3 separate regions of the Homo sapiens genome follow, and regions 1 and 3 are each linked to region 2. Evidence: chromatin contacts called from ENCODE Hi-C or POLR2A ChIA-PET data. All regions are on one chromosome and are shown on one strand. The core of a region is the stretch at or near the end of the contact, and the rest is flanking DNA. Distances in the headings are between cores, read along the strand shown.

The links. Hi-C counts contacts between places; a loop is a spot of excess contacts on that map. ChIA-PET counts read pairs that join two places held with the same protein, here RNA polymerase II (POLR2A). Pooled maps may share reads with other maps.
Region 1: a loop to region 2 is called in a map of endothelial cell of umbilical vein, with 6 times the contacts of the local background. The contact joins two enhancer-like sites. A Hi-C loop is called at or near these places in 4 of 168 maps with a recorded cell type or tissue (B cell, Caco-2, OCI-LY7 and 1 more), 5 of 37 single-sample maps with no recorded cell type and 10 of 50 pooled maps. POLR2A ChIA-PET finds 5 or more read pairs at or near these places in 10 of 52 experiments (A673, Caco-2, H1 and 5 more).
Region 3: a loop to region 2 is called in a map of HepG2, with 7 times the contacts of the local background. The contact joins two enhancer-like sites. A Hi-C loop is called at or near these places in 7 of 168 maps with a recorded cell type or tissue (CD14-positive monocyte, Caco-2, HepG2 and 4 more), 2 of 37 single-sample maps with no recorded cell type and 11 of 50 pooled maps. POLR2A ChIA-PET finds 5 or more read pairs at or near these places in 9 of 52 experiments (B cell, Caco-2, GM12878 and 5 more).

Annotation. Positions count from the first base shown.
Region 1 is chr4:123,503,377-123,507,625 of GRCh38, reverse strand. No RefSeq gene overlaps it. Among named protein-coding and RNA genes, the nearest start is that of TRC-GCA2-1, 3.4 kb to the left of the region's middle. RefSeq lists an enhancer at 1,238-2,085. Within about 2 kb of position 2,260, at least 29 of the 41 ENCODE cell types and tissues checked have a DNase peak (open chromatin) inside an H3K27ac peak, as active enhancers do; they include OCI-LY7 and endothelial cell of umbilical vein, where a contact is called at or near this core.
Region 2 is chr4:123,441,262-123,445,601 of GRCh38, reverse strand. No RefSeq gene overlaps it. Among named protein-coding and RNA genes, the nearest start is that of SPRY1, 47 kb to the right of the region's middle. Within about 2 kb of position 1,266, at least 17 of the 41 ENCODE cell types and tissues checked have a DNase peak (open chromatin) inside an H3K27ac peak, as active enhancers do; they include OCI-LY7 and endothelial cell of umbilical vein, where a contact is called at or near this core.
Region 3 is chr4:123,476,096-123,480,382 of GRCh38, reverse strand. No RefSeq gene overlaps it. Among named protein-coding and RNA genes, the nearest start is that of TRC-GCA2-1, 31 kb to the left of the region's middle. Within about 2 kb of position 1,427, at least 11 of the 41 ENCODE cell types and tissues checked have a DNase peak (open chromatin) inside an H3K27ac peak, as active enhancers do; they include OCI-LY7, where a contact is called at or near this core.

The DNA of each region.
Region 1 (4,249 bases), core at 1,011-3,510, 61 kb before region 2:
ACTTGGAAAGCTTCTTGGTGGTAGCCTAGGCAGTAATTAATTCACAGATCCAGGTGTTGTATGTATGTTGTGTGTGCTCTCAGAGCATGTCAGGACAACTTGAGAGCAAGAAGTCTGCAGCCACGTGGTTGGGAAGAGAAAGTGCCTTTTAAGAAAAATAAAAAATGGATGTGAGCATTTCACATAGTCAAGTGTTTGCATTAGAGACCAAACAGACATCTACCTCTTTACAGAAATGTATTAACATGCCCGACACTGAAACACCTAGATTAAAATACTTCAACATCTATTTTATAATGTGTCCTCTTTATTTTACCTTCAAAACCACAAGACAATTACCTGCTTCCTGTTTAATATGTACTGAAAATGGAAACGAATTTGATTTTTACCTGACAGCTGTCCCTTCAGATTTTTCCTTTGTTTTGTATTACTATGGCTAGAACAGCCCAGCAGGACCATGACTGTATTTTTTTTTATTGTTTTTTTTGAGACAGCTCACTCTGTCGCCCAAGCTAGAGTGCAGTGGCACGATTTGGGCTCACTGCAACCTCCGCCTTCTGGGTTCAAACGATTCTCCCATCTCAGCCTCCTGAGTAACTGGGATCCAAGCCCGGCTAATTTTTGTATTTTTTAGTAGAGACAGGGTTTCACCGTCTTGGCGAGGCTGGTCTCAAACTCCTGACCTCAAGTGATCCGCCCGCCTGGGCCTCCGAAAGTGCTGGGATTACAGGCGTGAGCCACTGCGCCTCGCCTGACTGCATGTTTTAAACAAAAACTGAGACTTATATGTGTGGACGGTTGGTTGAATTCATTTCAGACTGACTGGGGGTGGGATCTGATGGTCCTAGTGTATCCCCAGTCCCGCTGCAAGTGGAGTCCTCCATGTCGTTAGGAAGATCAGAAAAGCTATCTTGTGAAATGTCACCATGCTCCAGGGCTCTATGGGCAGTCTTCCACTTTTCTACAATACCCCAAACCTATGTGTACCTTTCCCCAGCCTGATGTTGAACACACTCTAAATTACAGCTGTGGACACAGAAGCACAGGTGCGGCCCAGCTGCAGTGGCCATCCTGCCCATCAACCTCTCTGCTTACAAGCCCAAGAGGTCAATGCGAAGCAGCAGGGCCCCCTGAGGACAAGACGTCTCCCTTTTCCCGTAGTTGCACGGGAAGCAACCCGAGACCTCCGAACTTGATGTTTAATGTGAAAAAAGGAAAGAGAGGGAGCCCATGAAAAACAATCTTGCAAGAATTCTGAACACACTTCTTTCGGCTACTCTCTGCCTAAGTGCAAAGGGCACCAAAAGGGTACGTGGGGTCTCCACTGTACTCATGGCTCACCAAAAGAGGCGACTCCCTTCCAGCAATTACTTTTTCTTAATACGGAGGCGCTTCGGCAGGGCTGACCAGACCCATGAGTCTCTCATGCCCTCTCCTTGACAATGCAGCAAGGGGGAATAGCAACAGTTAAAAGAGCGGACCACCTTAAGTAAAGGAAAAAGCGTATTTCCATATTCTTAAACAAAGGGGTTCTGCACCATCTGTCCCTGTCTGGGTGCCTCCGCTCCACACTGAGAGGATTTGCGAGGGATTCAAGTGCACCTTATAGATTAAATAGTCACTCGGCTGCTTAAGCCCGGTTGCCCAGACAATGGCCGCGCAGAGCGCCCCTTCCTCCTTCCTTCCTGTCGAGCGTTCTGCCTGACTACACAAACTCAATGCGCGCGGCTCCCCCGATGCAAGAAGTGGACTTGACCGGAGCTAAAACCAACAAAGGCAGATTCTGGTGGGAGCTGCGGAAGCGCCGGGCACTGAGTCAACAAGCGGGTCGCATTGAAATGCAAATGGCGCGGCCGCGGCCCCGGCGCACCACCTCCCGCTCCTTAACTTCTCAACCCCCGGGCCTCGCCGGGCCTTGAATGGCTCCTTTGACGCGCGGTGGCCGGCTCGGGCCGTGGTCGCGGCCTCGGCGGCGGCGGCGGCAGCGCTGCGTCCCTGCGAACTCTTTTTTTTTTTTTTTTTTTTTTGCCGTAGTTATAATTGCCCTAACTCATCATCACATCATCATCATCACCCTTCCAGACTTGCGGGTGTACACAGCCTGAAGCGCAGAATTCCCTGATCAGTGACCGAGGAACTGAAAATTTCAGCCTGCTGCTAAGGGGGGAAAAAAGTTCCAAAGTCCAATTGTGGCGGTTAGGTTTTGTTTTTTCTAAGAATTTACTCACTTAAGTATTTACTCACTTAAATCCTGTGCGCTTTCTTTTATCCAGAAAGAACCAGACTTAAATTTTTTCAGGTGCTAGATGACATATTTAGCTTAGAAGGAAGTTCTCGCGGATGCTCTGTAAACGTTTAAGTAAAAACAAATCCCGTTTGGCACTTAGTTACCGCCCGCCGTCTCTCCCCACGCCTCCATCCCTTGTTTTACTTTGGCGAGATAATATTATCAGTTTGCTGTTTATTTTGTGCTTTCCCTAAGGTCTAAAGTTAATGCATGTCCTGTTAAAATTCCTACAGGACAGTAAAGGGAGAGTAAAGGTGAGTTTTCTTTACAGAAATAAAAGGCTAATTTAATTTTTTTAAACGATGAGTTACTAGTAGTAGTTTAAAGCTACGTGGTAATTAAAAGTCACCTGAAAACCTAAGATGACCTTCTACAGGAGCTATATTTGGCTGCTATTTCAGACTGTTAGGAAATAAGGACTGATATATCTATAACAAATATAATGAAGTAAATAATTTTTCAACTCCTAATTTTGTAAGTTAACCAGAATATAATCGTATTTGAACATCTAATAGTTGTGTAATTCACTGAAATACACAGATTATTTTGCTAAAAAGCAACTAAAGAAACATGCTACCATCTTTAATTTTGCATAATTTTTAATTTATTTGGTATAACAGAGTCGAATTTAAGAAAAACTTTCATAGTTGGCGTGGCTTAAAATCAGAATACTTTATGCTTTTTGAAGGTAGGTCTTTTCTTTTGGTAACACCTCCCTACCCAGCACACAGGTGTGTGTGCAAACACACACACACACACACTTTGGCCTATAAAAAATAATTGTTGGATTGCGTTGAGCTGAGTTGAGTAGACTTAAAGAGTCGAGTTGCTCTACAAGGCAAGATTCAGAATTACAGTAATGGCATTACTTTCTGTAATGTATATCCAATAGTTCTGCTTGCGCATCCATTCTCCCTTATAGAAGGTGAACCTAATTTTCATTCAGAGGACTATCCCTCTCCCACTCACAGTCTCAGTGGTTCAGTGAGGCCGACCCCATCCACATACATGGCTCCAGGGCCACAGCTAGTCCATACAATGTCTTCACACAAGTTAGAAAAATGCACTGCTTCCTTCAGGCAAATGAAGTCCAGCACCAGAGCACCAGCCTTGCCCAGAAAATAGCCAGGGTTGCACTGCCTTGTCAGCTGGGGCTTTGTACACTTCACATCACATGCAGTCCTTCCTATTTCCAGCAGTAAACATGTGACTGCCATCAGCCTATTCAGTCTATAGTGGTAAGTTTCAGGAACAGGCATATGAACCAAGTTGATCTCATGATAGCCGGGAACTTTTGCTGAAATTATTAGAATAAAGCCATTCTTGCTTTCTAGTGGAACTGAATAACTCAGGGGTTCCCAACCCCCAGGCCACATACTGGTACTGGTCCGTGGCCTGCTAGGAACTGGGCCACACAGCAGGACACTGCTCCCCATTGCTCACATTACCACCTGAGCTCCGCCTCCTGTCAGATCAGCTGTGGCATTAGATTCTCATAGGAGAATAAACCCTATTGTGAACTGCACATGCAAGGGATCTAGGTTGCCAGCTCCTGAGAATCTAAAGCCTGATGATCTGTCACTGTCTCCCATCACTCCCAGATGGTCCCATCTGGTTGCAGGAAAACAAGCTCAGGGGTCCCACTGATTCTACATTATGGTGAATTGTATTGTTATTTCATTATATATTATAATGTAATAATAGAAATAAAGTCCACAATAAATGTAATGCACTTGAATCATCCAGAAACCATCCCCCACTCCCAGGTCCATGGAAAAATTGTCTTCCACAAAACCAGTCACTGGTGCCAAAAAGATTAGGGACTGCTGGAATAAGTGGTAGCATACAGACTTGGGGCTGCACTCTACCATCCTGTCATCAGTGAGGAACAGTCATCCATAGGAAAGAAAGAGAAGGAGAGTGAGAGATTAACCATATCATATGAGCACCCAGATACAGCCA
Region 2 (4,340 bases), core at 17-2,516:
TTTTGAGACTGGGTCTCATTTTGTTGTCTAGGCTGGAGTGCAGTGGTGCAAACACTGCTCACTGCAGCCTCAACCTCCCAGGCTCAAGCAATCCTTCTGCCTCAGCCTCCTGAGTAGCTGAGACTACAGGCATGTGCCACCATGCCCAGCTAATTTTTTATTTTTTGTAGAGACAGGGTTACCCAGGCCGGTCTCAAACTCCTGGGCTCAAGCCATCCTCCCACCTTGGCCTCCCAAAGTGTTGAAATGACAGGTGTGAGCCATCGTACCTGACCAAAATTTTAGATGTTAATGTTAATAAACTTTTAAAAGAATCCCAAAATGCTGCTATGCCTGTATAGCAGAATATTCATCTCCTGGGTGAAACTGAAGGTGTTAAAACAAAAATTTCAAACTCACCCACTCTACTAGTTCTGGCAGATATTCCTGAGAATTTTAAATCCAAAGAATTTAAGGACTATTATGAAAGATACAAAGTCACAAATACCGTTTTACCTAGGAAGCATGTAAAGTCATGAATATTTTTCCCTAATTTTTAAAATAAAAAATGAGTTAGCTTTCAATAATTAAACTCATTCTTTGTTATATGTTTTATTATTATATTTGTTACTTAAAATAATTGAGACCTGGAAAATTGCTGTGAGAAACTCAATAGTCCATTTGATTAATATTCTAATGTAAGGTTATATTCAAGTCAGTTTAATTGTAATAATATTTGTATGCTTAAATAATATATACTGAAACCCTGGAGTAATCTTCTATTCCTCTGAAATACATGGTTATTAAGGAATGAGTTAAATATGTACAAGTGAATTTTTTAAAATGCCATTTGTTTTTCAGTTTACTAAAGAAAATGTATTTTTGCAACCAGGATCCACTGGGCTGCTTTATTCAACCCCGCGTCTCCCCGCCCCCACCTGTTCCACATGAGGCCTGAGCTATACTAAAATTTTGCAAAGCCTTGCATTGTTCTCCCTGACACCGGATCAGCCCACACAAAAAAGCAACTGCCCGCTCAAAAGCAATCCGGTGATGGAGCCTGGTGCTATCTAATCAAGGGCAAAAGGTCACTTCCGAACAACTGGGCAATAAAAGATTATTTCTAGCGACAAAACAGGGAGGCCCAGTGGTGGGGGGTAGAATGTGGGGAGGAGCTGGGGAGGAAGGAGGGCAAAAGGGCTCCAGTCTGTGGGAGGAAGTGCATTGACTCAAGGCAGCAGACGGGAACCATCTGGCTCCTTCTGAGGTCTGTTTTTTAAGACAAGAGAGAAAGCCCCCTTTAAAGGGGACAGTGACTCTGGGCTGTGCGATTCACACTTTTGCATAATATAAAACCAGCTTTCCCAGACCTAGAAAAATCAGGGAGAGAGGGAAGGAGGGAAGAAATCTTTCCCAAATGGAAGGATTTGTCTTAGCAAATGTTAACCAGAGGAACTGCTGCTTTTGGTCTCAGCAGATCAGTAAATAAACTCTCTTGATAAGCACTAAGTAGACGATCCAGCAACTGGTGTTTAATTATTATTTGAAGTTAACCTTAACTTAAAACACATGCACACACAGTTTTTAAAGAATATAAAATTCCGTTTTGGTGATACTGCTGTGCTAACATCTTCCGTCCTCCCAGGAGCTACTTCTGCTGCACCACTCCCTTCCCCCATCACCAATCTTCTGGCTTCCAGAGTCTTTTCACTTGTTCTTATTGAAGCACCTTTGAATGGGTGCGAGGAAATTAAAGGGCCTATTATATTCAGCCTAGTTGCTTTGGTCTGGGGAAAACTAGAATTACAGATAGTGTACCCTATTTTCCCCACCCTCCCCACCCACAAAAGAGTCAGCACCAAGTAGACTATGTCCTCAATTCTCCTATCTGTGATTTTTAATTTTTTTTTTTTTTTTTTTTTTTTTTTTTTTACTACTGAGTAATTACCAACTGAAATAGAAAGTGCCCAGGCTGAGAGATCACCGCTGGCTGTGTGGCTGCAGACATGAGATCCTGATTACAGTAATTCAAAATCTACAGAACAGGAAGCCTGATCATCTTCAGACTTGTTTCTCTTTTTTGAGGGGGTGGAGGAAGAGAAGTGCAGCATGGCTAACAGACCAGCAGATCTGGGACTGTTCAGGGTGGGCCACTGTTTGATATTCATGTTTTTCAATATAAGCATCTTTTTTTTAAATGGCTGTGTCTGAAAATTGGAATTTGGAATAAATATCTGCTGACCAACCCAGCAGCACTGCTAGGAAGGAAATAGAGCATTTAAATGTCTATTTCTCTGAGGACAACCAAACCTTTGTCCCAATAGAACACATTCACAAACTGTTCTACAGAGGAAATTTCATGTAAGTAGGAAGCAGAAATGGAGATAAGGAAACTAGAACTTGCTTTTTGACATCCACATAAGCATGAGAAAATATTATGACAGAAAAATAATAAAATGACATTATAAATGTCAATAACTTTTATTACTGTCTACTACATATTGGTCACTGGACATTAGGTATAATGGGACTGCCACAGAAAGGTACCTAACCATTTTCTCAAGGTGTTTATAATCTAAAAGTGGGTAGGATAAACCCACTTGGAAAACATGCAAAAGAATATATACATCAGTCCAATACTAATTGTTCCTTCATGCTTAAGGGATACTGGAATAAAATGTTCTTAGATTAGGCTGGGTTACTTTGAGAAGACTTTAATGGTGAGATGAATTTCAAACAGAATTTAAGAGAAGGGTAGCCAAGCGTGGTGGCTCACGCCTGTAATCCCAGCACTTTGGGAGGCCAAGGCGGGCGGATCACAAGGTCGGGAGTTCAAGATCGGCCTGGCCAATATGGTGAAACCCCGTCTCTACTAAAAATACAAAAAATTAGCCAGGCGTGGTGGCACACGCCTGTAGTCCCAGCTACTCGGGAGGCTGAGGCAGGAGAATGGCATGAACCCGGGAGGCAGAGCTTGCAGTGAGCCGAGACTGTGCCACTGCACTCCAGCCTGGGTGACAGAGCGAGACTCTGCCTCAAAATAATAATAATAATTAATTAATTTTAAAAAATAAAAGAAGGGTAGATATGCTTTGGGAGAGTGAAAAGAACATAACAGTCTCTCCCAGCCAAGCAAGTTTAAAGGTGGAATGACAAATTCCGAGTCTGCTCAGTAGTATTTGATGTGCTGAACTGAAGAGATTAACAGATGAGGACATTTCAGGGAGCAAGGAACTGCCACACACAAAGGTTACGAGCTCCAAATGCAAATCAAAAACCACAAAGAGATACCACTTTACACCCATCAGGATGGCTATTACCAAAAAAAAACCTCACCAAAAACAAAAAACCTGATAAAATAACAAGTGTTTGTGAGGATGCAGAGAAACTAGAACCCTTGCACTGTCAGTAGGAATGTAAAATGTTACAACCACTATAGAAAACTGTATAGAGATTCCCCAAAAAAATTAAACACAGACTTACCATATGATCCAACAATTTCACACAAAAGAATTGACGACAGGGAACTTGAAAAGAATGTTCATTCAACCATGTTCACATCAGCATTATTCACAATAGCCAAAAGGTGGAAACAACGCAAATGTGTATCAATGAATGAATGCATAAACAAAATGTAACAGATACATACAACGGAATATTATTCAGCCTTAAAAAGGAAGGAAATCCTCACACATGGCATGACATGGATGCACTTTGAAAACGTTATGCTAAATGAAGTAAGCCAGACACCAAAGTACAAATATTATATGTTTCTACTTATATAAGATACCTAGAGTAGTCAAATTGTTAGAGACAGAAAGTAGGATCCTGATTACTAGGGTCTGGGAAGGAAAGGAATGGGAGTTATTGTTTAATGGGTACAGAGTTTTCATTTCAGATGATGAAAAAGTTCTGGAAATCAATAGTTGCACAACAATGTGAATGTACTTAATGCCAGTGGACTGTACGCTTAAAAATGGTTTACATGGTAAGTTTTACATTATGTATATTTTAACACAAAAAAATACACTAAGATTTTGTTAAAAAGAAGAAAAAAAAGAGGATAAGCTTAACATCAGTGAGGTTGGCTTTAACTACTATTTCTGCCACTTAATAGCCATGTGATGTTAGTCAAGGTACTTACTCCTTAAGGCTAACTTTTTCAACTATGGAATTAGGGTAATGACATTCACAATCCAGCCTATAAATACAAGAAATAATGTAAAATGGCCGACAGGAAAAGGATTAACTAGGATTCTTGAATGCAAGAAACAGAACCACAAACTGAAATAGGTCACAGAATTTATTGGCTTATTAAAGCAAACCAAGGACTTCCATTTCTTTCAATCTAGCTTATCATT
Region 3 (4,287 bases), core at 178-2,677, 35 kb before region 2:
GCCTTTAGTCCCAACTACTTGGGAGGCTGAGGCAGGTGGATTGCTTAAGCTGGGGAGATCAAGACTGCAATGAGCCATATTTGTACCACTGCATTCCAGCCTGGGCAACAGAGCAAGACCCTGTCCCCGAAAGCAAAACAAACAAACACAAAAACCAACCACAATAATAGACACTAGCATGATTAAGCAATAAATGCTTTTTGCAGGAAAGTAGACTTGCTATGCCACTTACTAGCTGTGACTTAGACCAAACCCCTTCACCTCTCTGAGCCCTTGTGGTGGCCTCTTCTGTCAGCTGAATCTAATAACACTTGTGCTGTTTACTCATGGGCTATTGCGCAAGTCAAATGAGAAGACCTATGTGAAGGTGCACTGTAAGTTGCAAACCCCTAAATGAAAAAGATCCTGTGTAAGTCATTCCCTTACCAACCAAGCTTGCTTTGGTCGATTGGAAATTTTACAGGGCCACAGGATAAAATGTATTAGGAAGAACTGGTGTACAATCGTGATTATCGATTAACTTGTATTCAATCGTAATGCCTTAAACCAACTCATTTTGAAAACCTCTAAATACAAATAAATCAAGGCAAAACCAATCAGCATTTTTGTCAAAAAGAAAAAAAAAGATTGGCAGGAAACAAAAGCTATACCAAATATAAGAAGTTGCACATGCCTTCTTAATCTCCTACTGGGAGCAGGAAGTGAGTGAATGAAGGTTCATACTCCTGAGCACCCAGTTTCCCCAGCTATATGCACATCATAATATCCCTCAAAACTCCATTAGCTACTCCTCTGTTACAATTCCAGAATCACACAGCAGTTCCTATGCTCCTATATAGTAATTCAAAAATACAGACCTTTGGTCATTTCTCAGCCTTTTGGCTAAGATCAAGTGCAAAAATATACACATTTTACACACACACACACACAATTTAAGAACACATTGTAGAAATCGATCACAGCTATTACTCCTTTTTTTTTTTTTTTTGTTAACAATTCAATAGAATTACAAGAGGAAGAAGGAATGTCATTATGAACCTGGGTGTCTGAGAGGGCCAGAGAAGGACTGAGGGCAAACAGAAAGCTATGCTATCAGGAGGAATTTACACAGGTAGTCAGGTTTCTGAGTATGCAGAGGAAAGAAGTTTCAGTTGGATCACATTCAACAGGACATGAGCCCGGAAGGACTGCTTTAGTCTTATGATGTAAAAAGAAGTTATATAAGTTGAACAAATGCTCCTCTCTTTCAGGAATGTCTTACACAAGTTGCACAAACTGTCAGAAGCCTCAGGGAAATAGCCAGTGGTAAAAATGTTTGTCCAGCACTCAGCTGACAGGCACGCATTGCAAAAGTGTCCCTGGTATTTATTACCCTTGCCCTGCCCCCAACATATGCACACCACAGTACAGCAACGGGGCTGCAAGCGAACCACATCAAAGTGGAGCCTCACTCCCCTTTTGCCCTTCTGAGTTCCAGCCAGCCGATCAGGCCTGCTGTGCGGAGGTGAGCCTTTGAGAGGTCTTCCTCGTTCCTCCCTAGGCTAGACCTGTTCTAAACACAAACAGAGGGCTCCATCTCCACCACGGTTCATCTGATAAAAGTCACATTGTTCAAAGCCACACTCAGAAAAGCATTATAAATTGTACTACAGGAATAGCTCCTCATCAGCAGAAAGATAGCTTAAATAACCTAATAATTCCTATCTCTAATGCTGTGATTCTTTAGAACTGTTCAAGGGAAGAAATTCCCATTGGGCTGAAAAGATGGAAGGCATGGAGAAAAAAATAATAAAACATCTTTTCAAATCATTGGACCTTGTATATTTGCCCCCACCCTAAAAATTGGATCTTCGTTTACAGAAAATGACTATGGAGCATGCCACAAGTGAAATCCAAATTACCCTTTCCAGCTTGCTTTGGTGTGATAAAACGCATTCCAATTTTTTGTGTTGTAAAAGTCCAGAAAGATTACCACATTTCCCTCACAAGTGTCATCCAGGATATATTTGCACAAGTGTTATTTAAAGGTTGAGTTGATTGGATTAATGGAGCAGGCACCTCCACCATAAATGGAGGGCTTGTTAATCTAATCCTTACCTCCTCCTTCAAAAAGGCTACTGTTTCTGTCTTGTGTGTCTGAGAGAATGGTCCACATGAAGAGAATACCAACAGTAATAACAACCTGTACCGAGCGCTCCCTATGTGCAGACGCCACTTTATGCATCCTGCATTGATCAAATCCTTTACTCCTCACAGCAGCCTCAGAGGCCGGGCTGTTGTTGGCCCCATGCTTCCTTCCTGTGCACGTCTCACAGCTGGTGACACACGGTTTTTCCCTCATGCAGTGTTCTCTCTGTGGCCTGGCATCTGTGGCCATTGTTCACAAGGACGTCAGCCACCACTTCTTCACGTCACAGGATGTAATGTCTCTGCTTCTAAACCACAAGGTTTCCCCACTTTTCTATTTTTGTAAGTCAGTACAGATGCTGCCTTTCTGGGAGTTGTTTTTCTGGGAATTTGGACCTTCTTTTTTCCTAGGCTGTACTCACATACTGTTGTCATTCATCTTCCAGCCACATCTAGTATCTAGTGCAGCTGGATGAATGAGTTTTCCAACTAGTGGCTAATTGTGCCCTAGGGCAGCATTTTATAAAAATAGGGAGTGTGTGTATGTGTGTGTGCGTGCACACACGCATGCATGCATTCTCCAAATAAAGCTACTATAGAAGCTGCTATAGTGTATAAAAACATGAGCTTTGGAATCCAACAGTTCTAGGCTATAATCTCAGCTTCATCACTGGTTTCTCGGGGCCCTGGGAAAGATGACTTAACTTCCTTGAGCCTCAGTTTTCTTATTGGTAAAATAGAATAATGGCAACACCTACCTCAAAAAAAGTTATAGACTTTAAATATAATTTTATATAATATACAGTTATTGTATTAGGCTGTTCTTGCATTGCTATAAAGAAATACCTGAGACTGGGTAATATATGAGAAAACAGGTTTAATTGACTCATGGTTCTGCAGGCTGTACAGGAAGCAGAGTGGCATGTTTCTTTCAGGGGCATCAGGAAGCTTCCAATCATGGCAGATGGCAAAGGGGGAGCAGGCACATCACATGGCGAAAGCAGGAGCAAGAAAGAGTGGGAGCAGGTGCAACATACCTTTAAATGACCAGCTGTGAGAGCTAGAGCTCACTTATCACCAAGGAGATGTCCAGACCATTCATGAGGGATCTGCTCCCATGATCTAAACACCTCCCACCAGGCCCCACCTTCAACACTGAGGATTACATCTCAACATGAGATTTGGAAGAGATATCCAAACTCTATCAGTTATCATCACTTTAAAAGTGCTAGCTACTACTATTGCTATTTCTTCAAACTTTCACTGTGTAATTATCAACATCATCATTCACTTAATAGTATTGTGTTATATGACCTGACAATTCCATACTTAGCTGGATTCTCCAGGGAACTTTCCCTTATTTGCACAAGGAGACCTTTACAGGGATGTCACTGAAGCATTGTCTATAATAGTTGTGTGCTGAAATGGGTCCCCAAAAATGTGTATGTTGAAGTCCCAGCTCCCAGTACATCAGAATGTGGCCCTACTTGGAGATAGGGCCTTTGAAAGGTAATTAAGTTAAAATGAGGTGATTGGGGTGGGCCCTAATCCAATATCAGTGGTGTCCTTATAAGAAGAGGAGATTAGGACACAGGCATAGAGGAAAGACCATGGGAAGATGCATAGAAGAGACATAGCCATCTACAAGCCAACGAGAGGCCTCAGAAGAAACCAACCCTGCCAGTATTTTGATCTCAGACATCTAGCCTCCAGAATCATAAGAAAATAAATGTCTGTTGTTTAAGCCACCTAGTCTGTGGTACTTTGTTATAGCAGTCTTAGAAAACTAATACAATTACCATTTTTAGTATCAATCTGTTGTGCATTAATTTGATTAATCATGATCATTGGTTTATGGCACATATTATCATTGGGCTGTGAATGTTCAACTTATATTTAATTATTAACTTACTTTAAAAAATGTAATAAGCATCTGTGTACCTCTCTCCCAAAGCAAAAACAGGACCTGAAAATAACTCACATGTAATCACACATTCCACCACCAACCTCACCCATCTCCTAAGTGCACATCAATTTGAAAGTAGGTAAATAAATTACTGTATATTCATATAGTGGAATTCTACACAGAAGTGAAAATAAACGAATTGAAGCCATGATTGTTAACATGCATAAACCTCAAATACATATCACCCCTGGGGA